Regions from separate parts of the Homo sapiens genome. Here region 2 is linked to region 1. Evidence: read pairs that join two places in POLR2A ChIA-PET (ENCODE). Cell type or tissue: PC-3. All regions are shown on one strand. Each heading gives the region's core, and the rest is flanking DNA. Links, peaks and the distances in the headings are about the cores only. Region 1 has its middle 210 kb from the start of ZNF365. Region 2 has its middle 32 kb from the start of NRBF2.

Region 1 (4,344 bases), core at 1-4,000:
AATCCCAGCACTTTGGGAGGCCGAGGCGGGCAGATCACGAGGTCAGGAGATCGAGACCATCCCGGCTAAAATGGTGAAACCCCGTCTCTACTAAAAATACAAAAAATTAGCCGGGCGTAGTGGCGGGCGCCTGTAGTCCCAGCTACTTGGGAGGCTGAGGCAGGAGAATGGCGTGAACCCGGGAGGCGGAGCTTGCAGTGAGCCGAGATCCCGCCACTGCACTCCAGCCTGGGCGACAGAGCGAGACTCCGTCTCAAAAAAAAAAAAAAGTTGAACAGGTATTTTTCCCACCATCTCTTCTTTCTTCATCAAACAAGTTATACATATGGCAAATATGCACATGAAAATGTGCTTAATACCATTAGTCATCAGGGAAGTGAAAATTAAAACCACAATGAGATATGCAACTATTTGGATGCTAAAGTTAAAAAATCTGACAATACCAAGTGTTGGCAAAGATGCAAAGCAACTTGAACTTTCGTACATTCCTGGTGGGAACAGAGAATGGTACAATCACTTTGGAAAACACTGGCTGTTTTTTATAATGATAAGAACACACTTACTATTTGACCCTGCAATCCCTCCTGGGCATTTACTCAACAGAAATGAAAATATGTATTCCTACAAAAACATGTATACAAATGTTTATGTAGCTTTGTTCATAATCAGCAAAATTTAGAAACAGTGCAACGTTCTTCAGCTGGTGAATGGTTAGACATACTTCAGGGCATCACACAATGGATATAAACAAACAAACAAATAAATAAATTTTAGCAATAAAAAGAAACTAGCCACTGTTACATGCTATAACACAGATCATTCTCAAATGCATCATGCTAACAAAAAATTCAAATACAAAAGGCTACATGCAGTTTGATTTCATTTATATGCAGGCTAAAGTTTTTTGTTTTTTAAAGGAAAGAAAGAACTGTAGGATTGAATCTATTAGTAGTTATCAGGGGCTTGGGGAGCGGGTCAGGAGCTGACTACAAAAAGGCATCAGAAGATCTTAATTTAGACATGATGGATCTGTTCCATATCTTGATTGTGGTGGCTCTTATATGATTATATGTTTGTCAAAACTCAGAATGGTAATACAAAACATTTGAATATCACCACGTGTTAATTGATACCCCTGCTTTTAAAAAGAGAAAAACGAAATTTCTCTGATTTGCATACACGTTTGTCAAATGAAGTCAATGCACTGCTGCTGCTGATAATGATGATGGTGTATTAAACTCACAGGATTTTTGTGAGCTTTTGTAAATGAGAAAACATCCGTGAGTGCTTTGAAATGCATGAAGTGCTTGCTTTACAACTGCTGAATACTATTATTAAATTTTCGTTTTGGTTTTGTATTCCATTACCTTGCTGAACTCTTTTATTATTTACAAAAGTTTGTCCATTGATTCAACTTTTTAATGTAAATTATCAAATAGGCTATAAATAATGACAGTTAATCTCTTTCTTTCAAATCTTATCATTGCTTTTACAACTTCTTTTTTTACTTTCTTGTGTTGGTTAAGACTGCTAAGTCAATGTTGAAGAGCAGCTGTGGTAGGAGGCATTCTTTTCTTATTGCTAAGCTAAATAAGAATGTCTATAAAATTTCAGAATTAAATATGATTTTTGATGGATTTGGTAGCTGTTTCTTATAAATAAGGCAAGTTTCTTTTCATTCCTGTTTCTCAAGAGTTATTTCTTATTTTGTTTCTTATATAAATGGATATAAATTTTTATTGAATATTTTCCCTATACCTATTGAAATGATCATATCATTTTATGATTTGATAAAAATATTTATTTTCAAGCAAACCTTAGAGCCGACCTTTTATATTCTTGCATTCTCTTCTTTAATCAATCTGTAAGCTCGTAAAGGGCATGTTGTTTTTGTCACTGTACCTCTATCACATAGCACAGGTCTGATTTAAACAATATATTTATCCCCAGAAATTAACTCTAATCTTTGGAGGGAAGAAAGTACTTAAAATACATGATTGAGGACTAGTGGCTCAGAAGAATACTTCTCCCATAAGATTTTTAAATGCCTAATTTCGGGATTAACCTCAGCCCATTTCGTCATCTATATATCTATCAAAGTTTTGGTTTCATTCTTTGTGCCTCAAAATGGCATGGACATAGATCTTTTACAGAGTTATTACGAGTACAAATAGTTTTTCAGGCTTCCCTAGGCCCTGCTGCTATTTTATATTTTAATCTTTCTTTACTTATCAAGAGTGGGTTGTAGGTTGGGCCTAGGAGCTTTAAGATTTTTTCTTTAAAGACTAGGATGTGAGCAGAGGAGAGAAAGAGCCTAGTAACACCTAGAGACTTGTAGAAAGTTTCCATTTGTAACACAGGAGTGTCAGCCAGGAGAGTGGCAGGTAGTAGGGTGGGTGGCCAACTTCAGGCTTGCTTTAGCTGAGTCCCTTGAGAGTTCTCTTCTCAGGGAAGACTCAAGAGAAGGTACAGTGTAATGGGTAAAAGAATGGACTTTGGATACAAGTAGCCGAAAATTCAAATCTTGGCTCTGACAATTACTAACTGGGCAATGATGGATAAATCACTTAACCTCTCTATTTTTGGTTTTCTCATCTCTAAAATAAGGATAGAAGTAGGTAGTTTTGAGTGCCTGACACACAATGGACTCTCAAAAAATGTTCACTGTAATTTCAATAGCAGTTGCCTAGGCATAATCTGATGTAATAAAATAGGTTTCTCCATGAGAGGGCACTTAGATTTTTTTGTTTGTTTGTTTGGTTTGGTTTGGTTTTAGACATCTATGATGAGGAAAAAATATGTAATTAAAAAAATACATTTATAAAGATAGAGAACAAAGAGAATCATGACTCATGTTTTACAATTTACATAGCTTATTTATTGTTTCATGTTCTGCACTACTTCAGACAGTTATATAATCCCCCCACCCCTGTTAGGATGCCAGGATATGACATCAGGAAGATAGAGAAGAAGAGTTTTGGGGGGAGGCAGGGAGAAGACATATGCTTCTCTGATGTGAATGTCCCATCACTTACATTGGATAAAGCAATCCCAAATGCTGACTGATACCGTGGAACAGTTTTTTCCAGTATGGTCATTCTAGTTCTAAAATGCTGTGAGACCTTTAGATAATGTTAGGAGCCTTTCGCAGTCTGGCTTGCTGTCAAGTACTGGATTTGAGCCCTTGGTTAATCCCCAGTTATACTGGCTTCGAAATCTCTCCAATTCTTGAAGTCATAGCCTGAACTTCCCCACTTCTCTGGGAATAAGTTTTCTCAGACACTCATTTTCCTATGTCATTCCCTTCCCAAAGGCTACAGCTGTTTCATCTCCAGGAAGATAAGACTATTCATTAGGTTCTGTCCCTCTGATTGTGACCCACCTCTCTGAACTTCATTGCCTTATCTCCTAGTGGGCTTTTCTCTCTTCCAGCCAATGCCACTTATGCACTATTTTCGTCTGTGTAGCATCGACCCCCTATCTCCTGGCTTCCATGAGGGTGATTTCTCCAGCTTGCTGTATTCGCTCTTCCTCTCTTTCTGGAGTCATGAGTTGGAGAAAATCTTGGTTTCCTAACATCTTTGGAAGGGATTTGCTATTAGGTTCATTTGTGTTTGCGTTTGTTAGTTTAGAAGAATAACTTCAATATGCTGGGATTGGAATAAGATTCAAAGAGAAAGTTCAAGTGAAAGAAGAAAGGTAATTGCTAAATTGCATTTAAAAAAAGGAAGTCTTGTTAACTGAGCTTCTGTCCAGCTCCAAGATAGATTGGTCATGATGAAGTCAATGCCTAATGGCTACTGATGGTGCACTGGCTAGTTCCCGAGTCAGGTGATGATTCAGAAAATTAACCCCTGTGTCTTGGGGAAGTCTGTGTCCAGACTAAATGTTTAATACCACTTGAAAAGAGTTTCAAGACTTAAGCTTTAAAAAAACAAACTTTGCTGTCAGTGCGAATTATCAATGACAAATACTTTGCTTTACAACCACTTGCTTTGGTTCCTAATTTGAAGGATGCCAGTCTTAGGATGGTCTATTTGTTTTCTTTGCTGGGAGACAAACATATTTTCGAAAACAAATTCCAGTCTGAATAGGAAGGGACTATTTATTTGGCAAAGCAGTGTGTGTTCCCACATGGGAAATTATATATAGAGAGAGAAGCACCAGACTGTGCAGGGAAAAAAAGTTTTAGATTCTCTAAGGCTGTGACCTGGGTGAAAGAACAGGGTTTTCCCCACATACTTGGTTTGAAGGCCATGGAAAGTTTGCATTCCATGGGTTCTGAGCACTGGGCAGGCCCCAGAGTGCTTTCATAGCCCTCTGTGGTCTGTGGTCTGTGGTCTA
Region 2 (4,403 bases), core at 320-4,319, 510 kb before region 1:
ATGTTGGCCAGGATGGTCTAGATCTCTTGACCTTGTGATCCACCTGCCTTGGCCTCCCAAAGTACTGGGATTACAGGCATGAGCCACTGCTCCCGGCTTAGAATCACTATTTTCAAGGGCACTAAAGACCTTCCATTGCCAAGTCCAAAGGACTGGACTGCGTGCCAGTCCTTATCCTATTATACTTCTTGGCAGCATTTGATGCGGCAAACCCTATCTTCCTCTTAAAACACTTTATTGCCTTGTGGAGAATAATTTTCTGTGAAGAGAATGAAGCATAGGACACAGGGCTTTTCACTGCCACCTGCTCCTTCCAAGGACCTACAAGGAATTCTAGCCATGAGTTCACAAGGTCATGTAATTCTGTATAATTTGCAAACTATTTTTACCACAGTCAGTCAAGACCACTGTCTCTTTTCACTCTGACCTCTTCTTGATCACATTCTTTCTGCATTTTGGGATCCAGCTCAGGAAAGTTGAGTTACAAACATTTAGTTTGGATTTGGTCATACCAGTGTGGTCATACCATATAGAAGGAGTTCCAGGAATATTCTTTCTACCTCTGCACCATCTCACCCAGGGTTGTGACATGAAGGTGCAAGGCTTGATGTCATATGATAACATCAACAATTTCTATGGCATTCTGCTCTGTAAGTACATAAAATTGGGGGCCCAGCAAGGTGGCTCACGACTGTAATCCTAGCACTTTGGGAGGCTGAGACGGGTAGATCACTTGAGCCCAGGAGTTTGAGACCAGCCTGGCCAACATGGCGAAACCCTGTCTCTACAAAAAATACAAAAAATTAGCTGGTCATGGTGGCACATGTCTGTAGTCCCAGTTACTCAGGAGGCTGAGGCATGATAATCGCTTAAAACCAAGAGGCAGAGGTTGCAGTGAGCTGAGTCACGCCACTGAACACCAGCCTGGGTGACAGAGCAAGACTGTTTCAAAGCAAAAAAAAATTGGGGAAAAACAGTGTTTGAAACACGTAGAACCAGAAGCTAATCTGTAAAAATTTCTTCTAATTTGAAGCATATAAACTTGTAAGCAGAGGAATTAGATTCTCACTGACAGCATATTAAATTAGAAATCCTCTTCTGTTAGGAATATACTTTTTTTTTTTTTTTTGAGATGGAGTTTCACTCTTATCGCCCAGGCTGAAGTGCAATGGTGCAATCTTGGCTCACTGCAACCTCTGCCTCCCAGTTTCAAGCAATTCTCCTACCTCAGCCTCCCAAGTAGCTGGGATTACAGGCATGTGCCACCACGCCCAGCTGATATTTTCTATTTTTTGTAGAGATGGGCTGGTCTCGAGCTCCTGACCTCAGGTGATCCACCTGCCTCAGCCTCCCAAAGTGCTGGAATTACAGGCATGAGCCACCACGCCCGGCTAGGAATATACTTGATCGTGCAGCATATATATCTAAAAAAGTACTGTTTTTAAAAAATGGACATGAGGCAAAATAAAATTTGTCAGAATTCCTGTTTCTAGGGCAGAAACCTGAAGAGTACTACAATGAGTATACACATGTATGAAGTCATGGGTTTTATTTATTTATTTGTTTGTTTGAGATGGAGTTTCACTCTGTCACCAAGGCTGGAGTGCAGAGGCACAATCTCAACTCACTGAAATGTCTGCCTTTTTGGGTTCAAGTGATTCTCCTGTCTCAGCCTCCCGAGTAGCTGGGATTACAGGTGAGCACCACCACTCCTGGCTAATTTTTTGTATTTTTTGTAGAGATGGGATTTTGTTATGTTGGCCAGGCTGGTCTCAAACTCCTGGGCTCAACTGATCCCCCTGCCTTGGCCTCCCATAATCCTGGGATTACAGGCATGAGCCACCACACCCAGCCTGAAGTCATGGGTTTTATACATTCCAACACATGGGGTTGCATTTTTTAAAATTTATTTTTTATTTATTATTACTTTTTTCCTTAATGTTGTAAATAAAATTTCGGTGCACAAAAGAAATAGCACTCGAAAAAAAATTTTCTTTTTAATTTTCAGCAAGGCAAGTTACTTCTATAGAAGGGTGCGCCCTTACAGATGGAGCAGTGGTGAGTGCACACTTGGACAAGGGAGGGGAAGGGGATCCTTATCTCTGACACACGTGGCCCCTGCTGCTGTGTCGTTCCGCTATTGGCTAGGGTTAAGATCACACAGGCTAAACTAATTCCGATTGGCTAATTTAAAGAAAGTGACTGGGTGAGTGGTTTGGCAGGAAAAATGGTTATGCAGGGTGGAGAATGAGTCAGGGCGGAGCAGGTAGCAGGTAATCGGAATGAGTCGGGGTGGATAAGGTAATCGGAATGAGTCAGGGTGGAGCAGGTGATTGAAATGAGTCAGGGTGGAGCAGGTAATCGAAAAAGTTGCTTTATGAGGAAGTTAAGTTTAAAAGTAGAAGGCAAAGAATTGGACCTACTGACATATTGATTCTTTGAAAAGAAACTTAGAACTCATATCTAACATTAATAAAGGTGAATTCTCACTATGTTGCCTAGGTTGGTTTTGAACTCCTGGACTCAAGCATCCTCCGGCCTTGGCCTCCCAGTGTTGGGATTGCAGGTATGAGCTGCCGTGCCTGGCTGGATTGCATTTTAGTATATTTGTCACATCTTGTTCTTCAAAATCTCCTGGTTCTAGATGAAATAGCACAAAAACTGGCATCAGAAAGTGAAGTGGTCTGAAGAATCCAGACACAGAACTCCTGCACTTCTTCATCAGTAAGTCGATGTATGCAATATATAAGGAATTTGACTGCACAATTGTTCTATGCAATGTAGTAGCAATTTGAAACACATTTGAATTACTTTTGTATATGTCTTAGTTTTAGTTTTTTTTTGTACTGATGATCATTTCACTGTTCAACTATGATGAGGAGAAGGCATCTTTGTGGAAATCAAGAAAGAAGACAGAAGCTTTAAAATACTTTAAAGTTGCTGTAATACTATTACAACAGAAACTAAAAGCTCTGTTAGTTGCAATCAAGATTAGAAAAAAAAATTTTTTTTTGACAGGGTCTCACTCCATCACCCAGGCTTGGGTGCAGTGGTGAAATCATAGCTCACTGCAGCCTCAAACTCCTGGGCTTAAGGGATCCTCCTGCCTAGCCTCTTGAGTAGCTAGGACTACAGAGGGGTGCCGCCATACCTGACTGGGATTAGAAAAATATTCTTGATAGCCAAAAGAGAAAATAAGAATGACTATGATAATCAAGATACCCAAACAGGAAATAGAAAATGGAATAAGGAAGATGAAAGTAATAATAAAGAAAAAACAAATTTTGTGTAGTCAACAGAACACACAAGAAGGTCAGCAGGCGCTTCAGTTTGGTGAATTCATTGATTTTTTTTTTTTTAATGTGTTCTCATCTGAGAATTCACTGATTTTGATAATTGCCATGATCTTTCATTGTGGTCCATTATGATGAGCAATAATTTTATTCAGCACTGAATAATAGAAAAGTTTGCTTTTTCAAATTTTTGATCTATTAATATTTACAGAGGAGCAAACAGAGCAGCTCATGAAAAAACATGTTTCTCAAAGACATATCTGTTTAGAATGTTTAAAAATGGTCAAACTGGTATAACCTGCTTAGCCTATTCTAAGACTGAAGGTTGCATTTATCATTTTGTTAGTAAACTGTTTTCAACAGGGCAGACATTACAACAGATGGGTTTTGGGGATGGATAAATAAATTAAGAAGTTTCAAAAGTCAAGTACATTCCACAGAAAAATTAGGAGGCCATGTTTACTTAGAATACATGTAAATCAAATAAAAATGCACTAGACTAATTTCTTGAAAAATAAAACATAATGCTACAAAGAGTAGCTGTAGTTATTAAATTTTAAAATAAAAGTTGCTTCAGAGGTCATAGTAAAAATATAGTGTTCTTCACACAAAGGTACTTTCATAGGGATCATTGAACTAATTTCTGGATTCTATTCTATTTTTGCATTGTGACTTGGAAAAAAGTCAATATAAAAGAACAAATGTAACATCTAAAAACTTATGAAAGGTTAACAATATGTACAAAATGAAATAGTTACTGTTACTTTCTTTGAGACAGGGTCTCCCTCTGTCACTCAGGCTGGAGTGCAGTGGTACAATCTCAGCTCACTGCAACCTCCACCTCTCGGGTTCAAGCAATTCTCCTGCCTCAGCCTCCTGAGTAGCTGGAATTACAGGTGCCCTCCACCATGCCCAACTAATTTTTGTATTTTTAGTAGAGACAGGGTTTCACCATGTTGGCCAGGCTGGTGTTGAATTCCTGACCTCAAGTGATCTGCCTGCCTTGGCCTTCCAAAATGCTGGGATAACAGGCGTGAGCCACCACACCCGGCTTATTCTACATTATTAATAGAAGCACTCATGAGCCATTTTTAACTTTGGTTAATTGAA

Evidence for each region. ChIA-PET counts read pairs that join two places held together with the same protein. Peaks named below come from ENCODE experiments on the same cell type or tissue, not always from the same donor. Only the 100,000 strongest peaks of a DNase experiment are listed, where the experiment ranks them.
Region 2: POLR2A ChIA-PET joins it to region 1 with 7 read pairs; 2 of 35 experiments call an interaction of 5 or more read pairs at or near these places.

What each region holds. Positions count from the first base shown.
Region 1 is chr10:62,584,420-62,588,763 of GRCh38, reverse strand. No RefSeq gene overlaps it. Among named protein-coding and RNA genes, the nearest start is that of ZNF365, 210 kb to the right of the region's middle. In PC-3, for the core only: no CTCF peak of the experiment used is centred there; no DNase peak of the experiment used is centred there.
Region 2 is chr10:63,099,110-63,103,512 of GRCh38, reverse strand. No RefSeq gene overlaps it. Among named protein-coding and RNA genes, the nearest start is that of NRBF2, 32 kb to the left of the region's middle. RefSeq lists a silencer at 2,038-2,238. In PC-3, for the core only: no CTCF peak of the experiment used is centred there; DNase peaks (open chromatin) are centred at 2,202 and 3,592; H3K27ac peaks cover 418 bases.